2 separate regions of the Homo sapiens genome follow, and region 2 is linked to region 1. A link is a loop called in an ENCODE intact Hi-C map of the cell type or tissue named here. Cell type or tissue: Caco-2. All regions are shown on one strand. Links, peaks and the distances in the headings refer to the core of each region. The heading gives the core; the rest is flanking DNA. Region 1 overlaps KCNK13 (potassium two pore domain channel subfamily K member 13). Region 2 overlaps KCNK13 (potassium two pore domain channel subfamily K member 13).

The links. Peaks named below come from ENCODE experiments on the same cell type or tissue, not always from the same donor. Only the 100,000 strongest peaks of a DNase experiment are listed, where the experiment ranks them.
Region 2: it touches region 1 in a loop (8-fold over the local background); 1 of 110 quality-filtered maps calls a loop at or near these places.

What each region holds. Positions count from the first base shown.
Region 1 is chr14:90,110,137-90,117,860 of GRCh38, forward strand. All of the region lies in intron 1 of KCNK13 (potassium two pore domain channel subfamily K member 13), which reads left to right. Among named protein-coding and RNA genes, the nearest start is that of KCNK13, 52 kb to the left of the region's middle. In Caco-2, for the core only: no CTCF peak of the experiment used is centred there; a DNase peak (open chromatin) is centred at 4,605.
Region 2 is chr14:90,181,434-90,189,157 of GRCh38, forward strand. KCNK13 (potassium two pore domain channel subfamily K member 13) reads left to right here. Exons shown (of 2, transcript NM_022054.4): 2 at 2,678-4,420. The coding sequence ends at 3,570. Among named protein-coding and RNA genes, the nearest start is that of PSMC1, 71 kb to the right of the region's middle. RefSeq lists an enhancer at 2,876-3,377. In Caco-2, for the core only: no CTCF peak of the experiment used is centred there; no DNase peak of the experiment used is centred there.

The DNA of each region.
Region 1 (7,724 bases), core at 2,458-6,457:
CTGTTGAGAACTGTCTTTAAGGAACCCAGAGGTGTGCTACTACAGCTTTAATGTGCGTGCAGATTACCAGCAAGACCGCATAAAAATGCACCTGAGCCGGTGCGGTGGCTCATGCCTGTAATCCCAGCACTTTGGGAGGCCAAGACGGGTGGATGACTTGAGGTCAGAAGTTCGAGACCAGCCTTGCCAACATGGTAAAACCCCGTCTCTACTAAAAATACAAAAATTAGCAAGACGTGGTGGCAGGCACCTGTAATCCCAGCTACTCGGGAGGCAGAAGTTGCAGTGAGTCGACATCATGCCACAGCACTCCAGCCTGGGCGACGGAGTGAGTCTTCGTCTCAAAAAAGAAAAAAAAAAAAAGCATCTGATTCAGGAGCTCTGGAATGGGACCCAGGATTTTGCATTCCAGGTGATGCCACTACTGCTAGTCTGGAGCCACACTTTGAGTAGCAAGGACATAAGGAGTCTCATAGTGCCTCCTGAGCTAAGTGTCTGTGGATTCAGGGCATGTCTTTCTAAAGTGGCATGTCTTTGAGAACCACATACTATTGAATCTTCTGGGGTACTTACCAGATATGCATATCCCTGGCCAAGTGCGGTGGCTCACACCTGTAATCCCAGCACTTTGGGAGGCCGAGGCGGGCAGATCACCTGAGGTCAGGAGTTTGAGACCAGCCTGGCCAACATGGTGAAACCCCGTCTCTACTAAAAATACAAAAATTAGCTGGACATGGTGGCAGGTGCCTGTAATCCCAGCTACTCAGGAAGCTGAGGCAGGAGAATTGCTTGAACTCGGGAGGCAGAGTTTGCAGTGAGCTGAGATGGCGCCATTGCACTCCAGCCTGGACAACAAGAGCAGGACTTTTGTCTCAAAAAAAAAAAAAAAATCCCTGAATCTCTGAGTCTCACTCTGAACCCCCTGATCAGGAACTCCCTGCATTAGCCTATTAATACTTAATTCCCTGAATGTTGCCTTAAAGCCACTAAGTTGAGAACTCCAACTTCATTTCTAGACATCTCCAGATCTTGCGGATCTTTGCAAAACAAAGCTCTAGTTCTCCGTCCAAATCTCAGATTCTGTGCAAGTCAAGAAACTGCTCTGGGGTGTCAGATAGAGGATGGAGAGTTGGCCACCCACTGAGGTTCTGGAAATTTTCTATTTCTTGACTGGGTATTAGTTACAAAGATGCTCAAGCCACTTATACATTTATTCACTTTTTTCCCCGAATGTGTTACATTTCACACATACACAGAGAAGAGGACCTCTCCTTATTGGCTCTAGGAGATGTGGTTGATTAGCTCAGGGAAAGAATGAGGGGAATTGTTAGTTGTTACTCAAGCCCAATTATTTCCCAGCTGTGCCCTTTTTCTGTGAATTTCATTGATTCTAGTCTGGCAGTGGGAGAGGACAGTATGGAAGACAGTGAAATGTTCGCTTTTGTTGTCCTGAGACCAAGCAGAAAGATGTTGACCTGCACTTCTTTGGAGAAGGTTATTTGGGGCATCTGGAGAAGGGTCTGAGCCCTTTCGTCTCTAGATGCAGAATGTCCCTCTCTGTGACAACACTGCCCCAGATGGCTTGGCCACAACAATAAAGCCACTTTCCCTCTGTGCAGGCAGTTGCTTACTATAGAGTATTACAGCTAAACCTTCTCTTGTGACTGTTTTTTACCTAAATAAATAAGGTGACTGATTTCTTCAGGTGAATCAACTTCTCTAGTAATATTCTGGCCCCACCTCTTCCACGCATCCCTCACAGGTGGGTCACTGGGCCACACTCCAGGCTCTTAAGAGAGAATCCACTCCTCCCGGGGAGTCTAAGGATCCTAGGCTAGTCGTTCAGCAGAAAATCAACCTTGGGGCTGGCCCCACCCTGACCTTATATCCCAATTCTGGGAGCTGGGACGTCTTCTCTTAGATCAAGGCTCTGCCTTAGCACCATGTCTGGTCCCTGTGTCTTTGCCTGGAATTCAGCCAAACATCCTGCTCTGCTCGTTCTCCTTGGCCCTTCTTACCTTTTTCTCACATTCCTGCACCGTCCTGCGTATCTCTAGCGATGCCATTTACATTGTGTTCCGTGGGTAAGGCGGTGCTGCTGACATGCAGGGACTCCCACCCACCAAGGGAAGCTTTTAAAAAGTTTTTTTAAATGAAGCAGATCATTTCACTCACTTGACTCATCATCTATTCTTGCTCTGCTGGTTCATGTGTGAACACAAACATCAAAAAGAACTGGATGAGCAATACAGTTGATTCATGCCGGCCAGTAGAGCATCTCTAGAGTGTCTGAGAAGAGCCATTCAGTTCTTCCGTGGCTCAACTAAAAACAATGCAAATCATCAATCTTGTAGTCGTCACTGCAAATATTATTGGTAGAAAAAACACAAAAGGAAATATAATAGTTAAAATTGCAAGTGATAAAAAAATTGTTGCAAATGAGAAACTACAGAAAGTAAACATGGTAAAGTTGAAAAGTACAACAACTGAACTGCAAAAAATTAAATGTGATAGAAAACTCAAATGAAGTAAAAGCAACAGAAGGAAAAATGCACATGGTAAAATTGCTTTTTTTAATCAATAGAAGGATCACATCTTGGCAAATCTGGATATGCAGAATTTGACTCAGGAAAATTGATCTTGGTGGAAATGTGATCATCCAAGGAAACTCAGATTGTCAAAAACCATGAGGGACAGCATTCATATAGACAAAAAGTAATTGATGAACCAAATATTTTTGGTAAAATTTATTGTATAAAAAAAGTCTGTTGAAAAGATTTTTTTTTTTTTTTTTTGAGACAGGGTCTTGCTCTGTCGCCCAGGGTGGAGGGCAGTGGTGTCATCACAGCTCATTGCAGCTTCATCGTTTTGGGCTCAAGCAATCCTTTCACCCCAACCTCCTGAGTAGCTGGGACCACAGATGTGTGCCACCATGCCCTGCTAATTTTTTATATTTTTTGTAGAGACAGGGTTTTGCCATATTGCCCAGGCGAGGCTTGTCTTTAACTCCTGAGCTCAAGCAATCTTCTCTCCCCAGCCTCCTAAAGTGCTAGGATTACAGGCATGAGCCATTGCACCTGGTTGAAAAGTTTTTTTTTTAAATGGAAAAACATGGTACTGGTTTACCTGCATGGAAAAATTGTTGAAAGAATTAAAGTAGCTTGTAATGGAATTCACTGAGGAAAAGACGGTCTCAATAAAATTTCTTCAGTGGTAAAATTCGGACGAAAATATATATTCATAAAGACAAAACAAAAATGTTTTTAAGTTTAAAGCACCAATTGAATCAAATAGAGTGTCTGAAAATGGTGGGGTACAAATGAAACCTGATGACTGAATCAATGCACCATCTTCAATTGGATCCTGGAGCAGAAAAAGGACGTTGATGAAAAATAGGTGAAATCCAAATGAAATCTGGAGTTTAGTGGGTAGTAACGTACTAATGGTGGTGTTTTGAGTTTTGACCCATGTGCCATGGTAATGTAAGATCTTAATATTAGAAGAAACTGAGAGAGGCCGGGCACGGTGGCTCATGCCTGTAATCCCAGCACTTTGGGAGGCCAAGCTGGGAGGATCATCTGAGGTCAGGCATTCCAGACCAGCCTGAACAACATGGTGAAACCCTGTCTCTACTAAAAGTACAAAAATTAGCCGAGCATGGTGGCATGTGCCTGTAGTCCCAGCTACTTGGGAGGCTGAGGCAGGAGAATCTCTTGAACCCAGGAGGTGGAGGTTGCAGTGAGCCAAGATTGCGCCACTGAACTCCAGCCTGGAGGACAGAGTGAGACTCTGTCTCAAAAGAAGAAGAAGAAAAAAAAAGAATGAAAGAAAAAGAAACCTAGAGGGATGTACAAGAACTTTCTGTACTATCTTTGCAACTTTTCTCTAAGTCTAAAATTATTCCCTTAAGTATGGTGGGGTCAAAATGCCCTAGACCAAAGAAAAAGCAAACTCAAATTTTCGTTGCAGCTCTTCCTTGAGTACCTTGGCTCACTTCCCAGTGGATCCCCTTAGCTGTGCCAATTTATTTCCAATTTCTATCTAGAGCATCATAGTTGTTGCTGCCCTTCGTGGACTTGTGTGTACTTCAAGCCATCTGCCCCTCCCCACGTATCTATACTCAGGCTCCAGACAGCTTCCTGTTGTTTCTCTCTGCACCCAGACCCCCTTGGACTTCTCTGGGTGTAGACCAGGGCGCTCAAACTTGGCTGCACATTGGAATCACCTGAGGAGCTTTAACAACTACTGACATCTCGTTGACACCCGCAGAGATTCTGATTTAAGTGGTCTGGGGCATGACCTCGGCTTTGGGATTTTAAAACCTCTGCAGGTGATTCTAAGGGGCAGCCAAGTTTGAGAAAATGGTGTCAACCTAACTAGAAATTCCTTCGTTCCTGGGAAAGCCCGGTTAAGCCTGGCCTTAATTACAGCAGACCTTCCCCATTCTCAGGACCACGGAGGTCACCTGCGTTCTAAGGTAGATGCTTGCACATGTATATTGCTCCCAATCTTTTTTCATGTATGTTAATTACAGCCTCTGGGCAGGGATTTTGTTCCATGCTTCTTTGTGTCTCCACCACCAGGAGGTGTACGCTCCTGATTCTCCGGGTGTTCCTGTGCATCATCCTTGAGAGTGAGACCTAGGTTGTTGGTTTCTCTCCTGGAAAGAGATGGCAGTGGCTGTCCTGAGGCATTTCATTGCTAGTTGAGCATTGCCAGTGCTCACCAGGTAGCAGCCTCGCAGTGTGGGTTTCCCCTTCTGCTAGGTGGCCCCTCTTTCTGCATGCAGGTGCAGGTTCACCTCACTTTCTTTGCAGAGCAGAGACTTTGGAGTGCCCTCCAACTGCGGCCTGGGCAAAACCAGCTCTCTTGTTTGCATTTAAATCCAAAGTCCGATCCAAATCACTTCTACCAACCCAATGCAGATTCTGGCAACCAGGAGGAATTGCACCTTCAAAATTTTGGGACTGGGACCTGGTCTCATTTCAGCTCCTGATTGTAAATGGTCCCAAACACAGAGAGGACTTTTGGGGTTTCGTTGTTTTGGGGTTTTGTTGGTTGGTTTGTTTATAACAGCAGTAGTTGGACCCTACCCCAGAGCGACTGAGTGTGAATCTCTGAAGGGTAATTACTGGGGATCTGAGTGGTAAACGTTCCTCACATGATTCTGGAAGAGCCAGCCCGCTCCTGCTGGTCACTGGGCTCCACTGGGAACTGCATCACCACAAAGCACCAAGGGCCCTAATTCAGAACCGGGGGATCCCCAAGAAAAATCTCCTGTGAAACTTACAAAGAAGTCCTGCCCAAGCCTCATCCTGGAGAGTTGGAGTCAGAAGGTTCCAGGTGGTGCTGAACATCTTCTTGTGTTTTATAAACTCCACATTCAATTCAGATGTCTGACCCAGGGGCCCTTTCTGTAAAGGGCCAGCCAGCAAATATTTCAGGCTTGCCGACTATATGGTCTCTGTTGCAACTGCTCAACTTTGCGACTGTAGCCTGAAAGCAGCCATGAGTTTACATAAATGAACATGGATGGGTGGGTTCCAATAACGTGTTATTAAAAAAAAGAAAAAAAACAGGCAACAGGCCGATCTAGGTTGTGGGCCATGGTTTGTCCACCCTGAAAAACCACCTGGGGAGCTATAATGTGTTCTTTTATGCCCAGGCAATTAAATCAGAATCTCTGTGGGTGGTGCCCAGGCATTGGTATTTATTAAAAGCTCTTCAGGTGATTTTCAATCAGCCAGGATTAAGAACCACTGCTGTAATGCATGGTCATTGCACTACTCATTCTAAGGAGCAGCTCTTGCTCTGATACAGTGTTTAAACTGCTCCAGAAGGTTCTGTGTTTCTTTGTGTGTTTGTTTGCTTGCTTTGTTTTCATTAAATGGAATGATTCCAAGCATATTTTTCTATGCCTGCCTGCCAAAAAAAATTTTATTGAGATATGACCCATATACTGTCAAGGATATAAATCTTAAGTATACAACTTGATGAATTTTTACATTTTTGTTTGCACTCTTCTTCACATATATCGTAGCCACATAACCACACAGATAGAAACATAAGAACACTCAAAGGAGTCCTTTTTTCCCTTCCCAGGCAATAGTCTCCTGAAGATGTTTGAAGCCTGCCTTTAAATCTGTCTTCTGTCTGAATGGATGTCACTAAGTCACCAAGTATTTGGCAATTTGCTCATAAATATTCTCGGCATTATGGGGGCAAAAACAAGCATGGCTGTGGTTGAGATTTTCTATTGCACAGTTTAGTTATAAACTATCGCACAGTTATAGCAATTTTCAGTTGCTATGGCAGACCGCATCCCTGAAAAGGAAGTTCCGTGTGCCCTGTTGGCTCATGTATATCAGGGGACAATGAGGGCTGTCAAGCAGCAAGCAGCCTGTAAGCAGCAGGCCCCGGCTAGGTCAGCTCATCAAACCTCCATGGATGCTTTGGGAAAGGAGACAAGCCCAAGTGGATTTAGACCGCTCATTACAACATAGCAGGCAGCGTGAGCTTCGGGTTTGCAAAGGTTCCCCTTGCCCCACAATTCCCAGGGGGTCATGCACAGCAGGCAAGGTGAATGCAGCATACCCCACGGGTCTGTGTCACAACTGCTCAGGAAATCCCCAGTCTTACAAGGGGTTGCAAGCAAATGCGCTCATCTTTTCTCCTACTGGGAGATATTACCCTTATTTTTTTAATTGAGGTGAAATGTGCATACATAAATTAACCACGTCAAAATACAGTAATTCCTCCCTTATATTTAGAGAATCTATTTCAAGACCCCAGGTGGATGGTTCAAGCCTCAGATACTACTGAACCCTATATGATACTGTGTTTCCTGCACATACGTATCTATAATAACATTTAATTTATAAGGCACAGTAAGAGATTAACAACAATAACTAAGAATAAAATATAACAATTATAACAATAGCCAGCATCACTACTGTCATGCTTCTGAGCCATTGTTAAGAAAAAGAAGGGTGACTTGATACAAGCACTGCAGCAGTGGATCTGATAGCCTAGATGGTTACTCATTGACTCAGGGGCAGCAGTGTATACAGCTGGACAAAGGGATGAACATGTCTGAAGTGAGACAGAGTGGGACAGTGAGAGGTCTCATCATGCTCCTTAGAACGGCACTCAATTTAAAACTTAGGAATTGGGCTGGGTGCAGTGGCTCACACCTGTAATCCCAGCACTTTGGGAGGCTGAGGAAGGTGGATCACCTGAGGTCAGGAGTTTGAGACCAGCCTGGCCAACGTGATGAAACCCCGTCTCTACTCAAAATACAAAAATTAGCCAGGCGTGGTGGCGCGCGCCTGTAGTCCCAGCTACTCGGGAGACCGAGGCAAGAGAATCACTTGAACCCAGGAGGTGGAGGCTGCAGTGAACCAAGATTGCACCATTGCACTCCAGCCTGGGCGAGACAGAGCGAGACTCTGTCTCAAAAAAAAAATTAGGAATTGTTTATTTCTGGAATTTTTCATTTAATATTTTGGACCATAGTTGACCACAGGTAACTGAAACCTCAGAAAGCAAAACCTTACGTAAGGGGGGACCACTTGTATACAATGAAGTGGTACTTAGTACATTCACAGTGTTGTGCACCCATTACCTCTATCTAGTTCCAAAGCATTTTTATTGCCCCCAGTGAAAACCTCATACCACTTGAATGGTTACTCCTCATTTACTCTTCCCTTCCGCCCCTGGCAACT
Region 2 (7,724 bases), core at 1,719-5,718, 71 kb after region 1:
TCACCTCTTTTATAAGAGCACTAATCCCATTCATGAGAGCACCACACTCACCTCTCGCAAAGACACCACCTCCTAATACCATCACTTTATGGGTGATGGATCTCAACATATGAATTTGGGGGGCACATAAACACTCAGACCACGGCAGTGGCCCAGACATGTAGTGAGGGCCTTGAACTTAACAGGTGCTCAGTAAATTATTGCTATCACTTTGGCTGGGAGCAAATCCCTAGCAACTCCTGTAGCTCAGCTTTCTGAGAGTAGAATGACTAAATCACCTCTAAAACAGGTAAGGACTACCTGAGAATGTTCTTTTCTAATTGTCTGAAAGGACCCTCCCCCAGCCCACACATCTCTCTTCATGTTTCTGAACCTTCCCTATTTTCATTGACTTCATCCGGCTTCTAGAATAAATGGCCCCAGACAAATGTTTCCCCCTTTTTCTGCCTGTTTGCTGCATTCAGTTCCCTGTGTTTAGTAACTACAGAAGCAATACTCTCTGGTCTTGCAGCTTTGGGGTCTACATTGAGCCTCCACTGCCAAGAATTGCTGAGGGACTTTGATTTTGAAGAGTTCCCAGAGAAGAGATGATGGTCTGATTTTCTGTCTAGCATGAAGGGCCCTAAGTAATTCTCAATGGAACTATTCCCTGTCCCTCGATCCTCCCTTCCCAAATCATCCTGGCAATTCCTTTCCATCCCATCTAGCTCAAAAGCTATACTTGGTATCTTCCTCTAGTTTCCTGACTACATGCTGTTAATTTCTTACCCAAATGCAGCTCCTTGTGTGCTGAGAAAGGAAAATTGTATTTAGTTCTGAATGGTAATACAGTATGCACACCTGGATGTTTGGGAAAGGTGGCCCCTTGGCTTGACTTGAGCAGACCAGCAGGTCATAACCCCAAAAGCCCACACATTTCAAGGTCTGGTCTGAACACTTCCAGGGTGCACTGGGAGGCAGCCGTTGACCGAGCTGTAGCAACAAGGAACTATATCAGCTTGGTGACAAGTGGGGTATTATCAGGAGGGAGGATCATGAGAGAGCTCTTGTGATCCAAACGATGGGACCCAAGTTAGAAATTTGAACTTGAAAATAAGGAAAAACTGGGTTGGGTATGGTGGCTTATGCCCGTAATCCCAGTGCTTTGGGAGGCTGAGGTGGGTGGATCACTTAAGACCAGGAGTTCGAGGCCAGCCCAGGCAACAAGACAAGACCCTCATCTCTACAAAAATTTGAAAATTAGCCAGGCATAGTGTGCACAGCTGCAGTCCCAGCTACTTGGAAGGCTGAGGCAGGAGGATCACCTGAACCTGGTAGTTTTAGGCTGCAGTGAGGTGTGATTGCACCACAGTACTCCAGCCTGTGGGACAGAGAGCAAGATCCCATCTCTTTAAAAAAAAAAAAAAAGAGAGAGGTTTGATGGTTTGATTTTAATAAGAAACTGACTCAGGGAGGCATGCTCAGTATTCTTTTTATTTTTTAATGGTGTTTGTAGTCAGAGTGACTCTGATGCCAACCCCTCCACCCATCAGCCTTCTCATGTTTACTGAATCATTTGCTTGGAAAGAACCCTCATCCCTCTGATGAGAGTGGGCTGACCCTCATTGCCCTTTCATGAGAAATCCTGAATGTATCATTGCTCTCTTTTCTATTTCTGTTTTTCTTAGTAACATCCATTGTTCTACAATATGCATTCTTAATGGTATGCCTGTGTGCACAGGTAGAAAGGTCAGGAGGGTGGAAATGTGAACAGTTAGAGGCAAAGGCAAAATGAACGTTTTATAGTTTATCAATGTATAGCATCCAATACTTCTGTTATTATTCCAAAAGCATGAAGTGTGTGTTTGAAGAATTTTGTTTAAAAGATGGGTAGATCTTGAGCAAATTTCTCATTTCTATGTATGCTAGAAATGCCCATAATCCCAGTGCTTTGGGAGGCTGCTGTTTCTCTGCCTGGAACATCCCGACTTCTCCATCCCACCACCACCACACACATACACCCTTCTTGCCTGCCTAACTCCTCTTTAGCTTTTGGGTCTCCCTGCTTCATCTTTTCTAAGCCCCACTTCTTAGATGGGTTCCCCTCTTAGGAGTTCCCATAGAATCCTGTACTCCCTCTAGCACCACACTTACCACACAATATCATCATCATCTTACTGGACTAGGGCTCCATGAGGGCAGGGACCAGAACTGTCTTTTCCACAGTTCTATCCCCAGGTCAATAAGTGTTTGCAGAATAAATGAATTCTGATGAGTCTGTATAAGCCTCTTCTTTGTATGAGCCTTTGCTTCTCTCTCTAAACATGATCTGTTGAGTATGGTTGTTCAGGTTGTGGACTGTACAAGGATATCTAGCAGAGAAGGGAAAGGAGGCTGAAATCCAGCCCACATTCTTGTCACCAAGCCATTTTTTGCTGGCTGTGTCCACCATGAGGATGAGGTGCTATTCTCCTGATTTGCACAATAGCACCACACAGGCTTTCAGCAGCCTAGCTCTGAACAACACTTAGTGTCTTCAAAAGCAGGTGAGAATTCTCCTGCTCATTCCTAGAAAGACTAAGGCTGAGTGATTTTATGAAACTCTCTTTAGGTCCTTTGCCAGCCATCAAAGCCAAGACCTAGACCCCATTCACAGCAAAGATTTCTCTTACTCTTCTCTCATTTTTCTCTCCTGCAGGGTTTGGGATGACAACTCCGGCGACAGTAGGAGGAAAAATCTTTCTGATCTTTTACGGCCTTGTTGGGTGTTCCAGCACCATCTTGTTCTTCAACCTCTTCCTGGAGCGCCTGATCACCATCATCGCCTACATCATGAAGTCGTGCCACCAGCGGCAGCTCCGGAGACGAGGGGCCCTGCCCCAGGAGAGCCTGAAGGATGCGGGGCAGTGTGAGGTGGACAGCCTGGCCGGCTGGAAGCCCTCCGTGTACTACGTCATGCTGATCCTATGCACAGCCTCCATCCTCATCTCTTGCTGCGCCTCAGCCATGTACACCCCCATTGAAGGCTGGAGCTACTTTGACTCACTCTACTTCTGTTTTGTGGCTTTCAGCACCATTGGCTTTGGGGACCTGGTCAGCAGCCAGAACGCCCACTATGAGAGCCAAGGCCTCTATCGCTTTGCCAACTTCGTCTTCATCCTCATGGGTGTCTGCTGCATCTACTCCTTGTTCAATGTCATCTCTATCCTCATCAAACAGTCCTTGAACTGGATCCTGAGGAAAATGGACAGCGGGTGCTGCCCGCAATGCCAGAGAGGACTCTTGCGATCACGCAGGAACGTGGTGATGCCAGGCAGCGTCCGGAACCGCTGCAACATCTCCATAGAGACAGACGGGGTGGCAGAGAGTGACACGGACGGGCGCCGGCTCTCAGGGGAGATGATCTCCATGAAGGACTTGCTGGCAGCCAACAAGGCCTCGTTGGCCATCCTGCAGAAGCAACTGTCTGAGATGGCCAACGGCTGCCCCCACCAGACCAGCACACTGGCCCGGGACAATGAATTCTCAGGGGGGGTGGGAGCCTTTGCAATCATGAACAACAGGTTGGCAGAGACCAGTGGGGACAGGTAGAAGCCAGGAGTGGATGCTGGGCAGAGGCCAGAGTAGAATGGAGGATGATTGCCGCCCAGGGGACGAGCTCAGCCCTGCGCCTTGGCTCTGTTCCTTCTGGGAGCTGTTCCCGGGAGCCTCCGCAAGCATCTTTAGAAATCTGATCTCGGCTCCAACCAACAGCCACCTTCCAGGGATGGGGGGCCTGAAGCCTCGATGCTTGTCTCCTGATCCTTATTCTTTAAGTCTAAATTCAGTCTTTTCAAAACAAATCACAAAAGCAGCATTAGACATTGCCTTGTTTCATTAATCTTGTTTCAGAGCTTTAGCTGCCTGAGGAGATAGGTTTTCCTTAAGCCTTGATTTCCTGAAGCTCTCTCTGTTCCTTATTTGGGAACAAAAATTGCGAAGACTCATCTTTCCCTAGAACTCTGAATGGATGAATTTTTAAAAGTGGGGAGAATGTTTGGGGATGTGTCTGGGCTTTCTTTTTGCCAGGCTTCCTTCAAAGCATACCTGCCAATGGTGTCTGCATAGGGAAAATGTCTGTTGTACTCTTTATACCTGTTTCTGTTTTTTGTTGTCCCTTTCTTTTTATTTTTAAGGCCTTAATGCCTGGCTGTGGCGTCTGTGAGACCTCAATGTAATAAGAAAATTAAATTCAGCTTCAGGCCTTTAAACTGCAGCAAGATGGTGGTGTAGGGGTGTGGGACGGGGAGAGACTCACTTTTGTAACTAAAGAACATAGCTTAACATTTTCCCTTTGAATGGTCACACAGACCATTTCATTTTTACCAGGGCTTGGGGACCCAATGCAAAGATGATGACTATTTAATAAAATGGAAAATTTAATAAATCCTCATTTTATTAACTAAGATTCCATGAGTGCTCATTGTGGCCAGTGGAGGACAAGCACCTAATTAAACAGGCATTTATTGGACTCAGAGAAAAAGGAAATGGGAAATTGACCTTCACGGATATGAGCGTCATTTTGGTGTCTTGACTGGAGAAACATTCTAGGCCAGATAATGAAATCCGGCTTTTTTTCCTTTGTGCCTTCTGAGACTGTAACGATTCTAGTTTTATAACCTCCCTACTAGATTAATCATCCACACTAGGAACAAAGGCTGTTGACCTTCATATACACAGGAGAATGCATTTGGGGGGATGACAGCAGTGTTCAAAAATGATAGCTGTTGTTTTTCTAAGGTAAGAGTGGTGCAAACACAGCCCTTTCAGAATTGATGAGGAAAGGCCGGGCGCAGTGGTTCACACCTTTAATCCCAGCACTTCGGGAGGCCAAGGCAGGCAGATCACCTGAGGTCAGGAGTTCGAGACCAGCCTGGCCAACATGGGGAAACCCCCGTCTCTACTAAAAATACAGAAATTAGCCAGGCATGGTGGCATGTGCCTGTAATCCCAGCTACTCAGGAGGCTGAGGCAAGAGAATCACTTGAACCTGGAAGGTGGAGGCTGCAGTGAGCTAAGATCACGCCACTGCACTCCAGTCTGGGCAACAGAGCGAGACTCCTCTCAAGAAATGATGAGGAAAGATGGCCACCGTAAAGAAGACAAAGCTGAAAACCTATGCCTCGTGAAACTGAAATGTTGAGCAGAGAACATTAGAGCTGGTGGAGGACCCCTTAGAAACCATCTCATCCAGCCTCCTTGTTTTTGACACCAAGAAACAGGCACAGGGTTTGTCCCTTGTCTGAGGCCTTAGGGGTGGATAGTGTACAGCTGGGGAAGGAACCTAGGGCTCCTGATGGTGAAGTCCAGGCTGTTGTCCCCTACTCCACACAACCTTGCCCCGTTCCTCAACAGGTCCCTCTTCAGGCTCAGTTGCCTTTCCTTCCAGCTCGCAAACCCAGATATTTTCTTTACAGTACCAGAAGTGCCTGATAGAAGTTCGACAAGCAGCAACACTGGGCTTTGAATTTAGTGCTGCACGGCTCCAAAGTCAGAGATCTTAAAGTATTCTCTATATCACTCTTAAAGGGAAAGCATCCTGGAGCTACTGCAAAATGCTTGTTAGGAACCTGTGACCCCAAACAGAGCTTCTCATGGGCTCTGTACCGTACCAGGTGCTGTGGGGATGGAAAGAGGAGCACCTATGGGATTCCTTGATCTCCATATTTCTAGTACATGGGTTGGAGTAAAGCAAGTGGTTGCATCTCCAACACAGGTTCCTGGAGGCCCTGATGGTGTGCTGGAGGCCAAGGAACATCAGCATACCCAAGGCTCATCTTCCTAGAGGGTCAGTTGTACTAAGCAATTTTTGCAGAGAGATGTTATATCAAAACACATGACTTTCTTTAAATAAGATCCAAAATGGGCATAAACTTTTTTTTTTTTTTTTGTGGGGGGACAGGGTCTCGCTCTATTGCCCAGGCTGGAATGCAGTGGAGCAATCTTGGCTCACTGTAACCTTCGCCTCCTGGGCTCCAGCAGTCCTCCCACCTCAGCCTCCCAGGTAGTATAAGCAAGTTGTTTAGTAAAAGGAGGTGTTAAAGACATGCTAGCATCAAGCAGAGACTTTCTCTGTGATGTAACCAAAAGGACTGGAAGAGTCTTGCAAAGGCAATAAATTTCTCACTGTGTGATTAATTAATTCCACACTTGAGGGCCCCTAAAATCATCTCATGTTCTACCCAAATCATTGGTACACATCCCACATGTGGGGCAACAACATTCAAATCACAAAATACCCCAGAGAAAGCACAGTTTCTGAGGTCTGGCCAACCACATAGTGAAGAACAGTTCTTGGCGTCAACATACTTGGTTTGAACACCAGTCCTGATAGTTCCAATGTGGGAGAGGTTGGGCAAGTGTGTCAACCTCATTGTGCCCCATGTGGAAATGGTAACAACACTGGCTACCTCGCAAAGCTGTGGAGAGGGTCAAATGAGATGAGCCTCAGGGGAGGCTTTGTGAACCCCCAGGAAAGGCACAGACTGTGGGCACTGATGGGCCACATGCCGGGGCGACGGGGGGATGCTGCATCCAGCAGTGAAAGTCTTCGTTTTGTTCTTGCACCTGGTATCTAACACTAGCCACATGGTTTCAAGGATGGCTCTTGATTATTAAATGGTGCCACTCCTGGTGATACAGTTATACCAAACCACAAACTGCGAAGTATTTCTTTCTCTTCCACTGGGTCTTTTTATTTCAATATCAGCTGAGGCTATTGAACCATTTGACATAGTAAAATGTTTTGGAAAGGCTGTAGTAATATCCTGTATCTTACTAGCATTTTTACGGTTTTTAAGTCTTACCTGTTCATAATTATAATATTTTGACCTTCATAACCACATTGTAGATTTCTAGCCTAGAAGTAGGCAGGGCACTTATCTTCAAACTGCCCTTGATCTTTTCCAGAATAAGAGGGATAAATAATTATTTTATGTATGAGTTGACTGGGATTCAGATTGACAGTGGTTCTAGAATAAGCTTTGAAATTATTTACTGTGGTGTTTTACTGGTAATTTTCTATTTCCCTGATTTCTTCTGCATTTATTAATTGGAATTCTTCTGTGTGGAAGAGATTTTTCCTTCTCTATTGTTTTAAAACGTTAAAGAACTTTCTTCAACATTTCTCATAGAGTACGTTTTCTGGCAGTGAGTTCCCTCAGTTTTTGTTTGTCTGAGAAGGCCTTTGTTTCTTCTCTATTTTTGAAAGGTGTTTTTGATGGATATAGAATTTTGTATTGACAGGCATTTTGTAAAAATAAGCACTTTAATGATGTCACACCAGTGTCTTCTGACTTGTATGGTTTCATATGAGAGGTCGGCTGTAACTCCTTTCTTGTTCCTGTGAATGTAATATTCCTTTTTTCTCTGGCTGCCTTCAAGATTTTGTCTTTTGTTTTCTGCAGTTTGAATATAGTATGTCTAGATGGGTGTGTGTGTGTGTGTGTGTGTGCATATTGTAAAACCAAAGTAATAATTGCCACAAGCAAGATCCACTGATGGATGCTAAAATTAAGGGTGTAGAAGTTTAAGCCAAAAGGGATATTTGCAGTCTCAAAGGATCTCGACCAAAATAGTTGGTAATTACAAAGAGAAAAATAGTAACTTTACAGTGGAGAATTCTGGCAGATATCAAATTAATCAAGTGACCAGAGTTAACCTCGCCATTAGCACCTACCCATCATGCACCACCTGATTTGATGCAT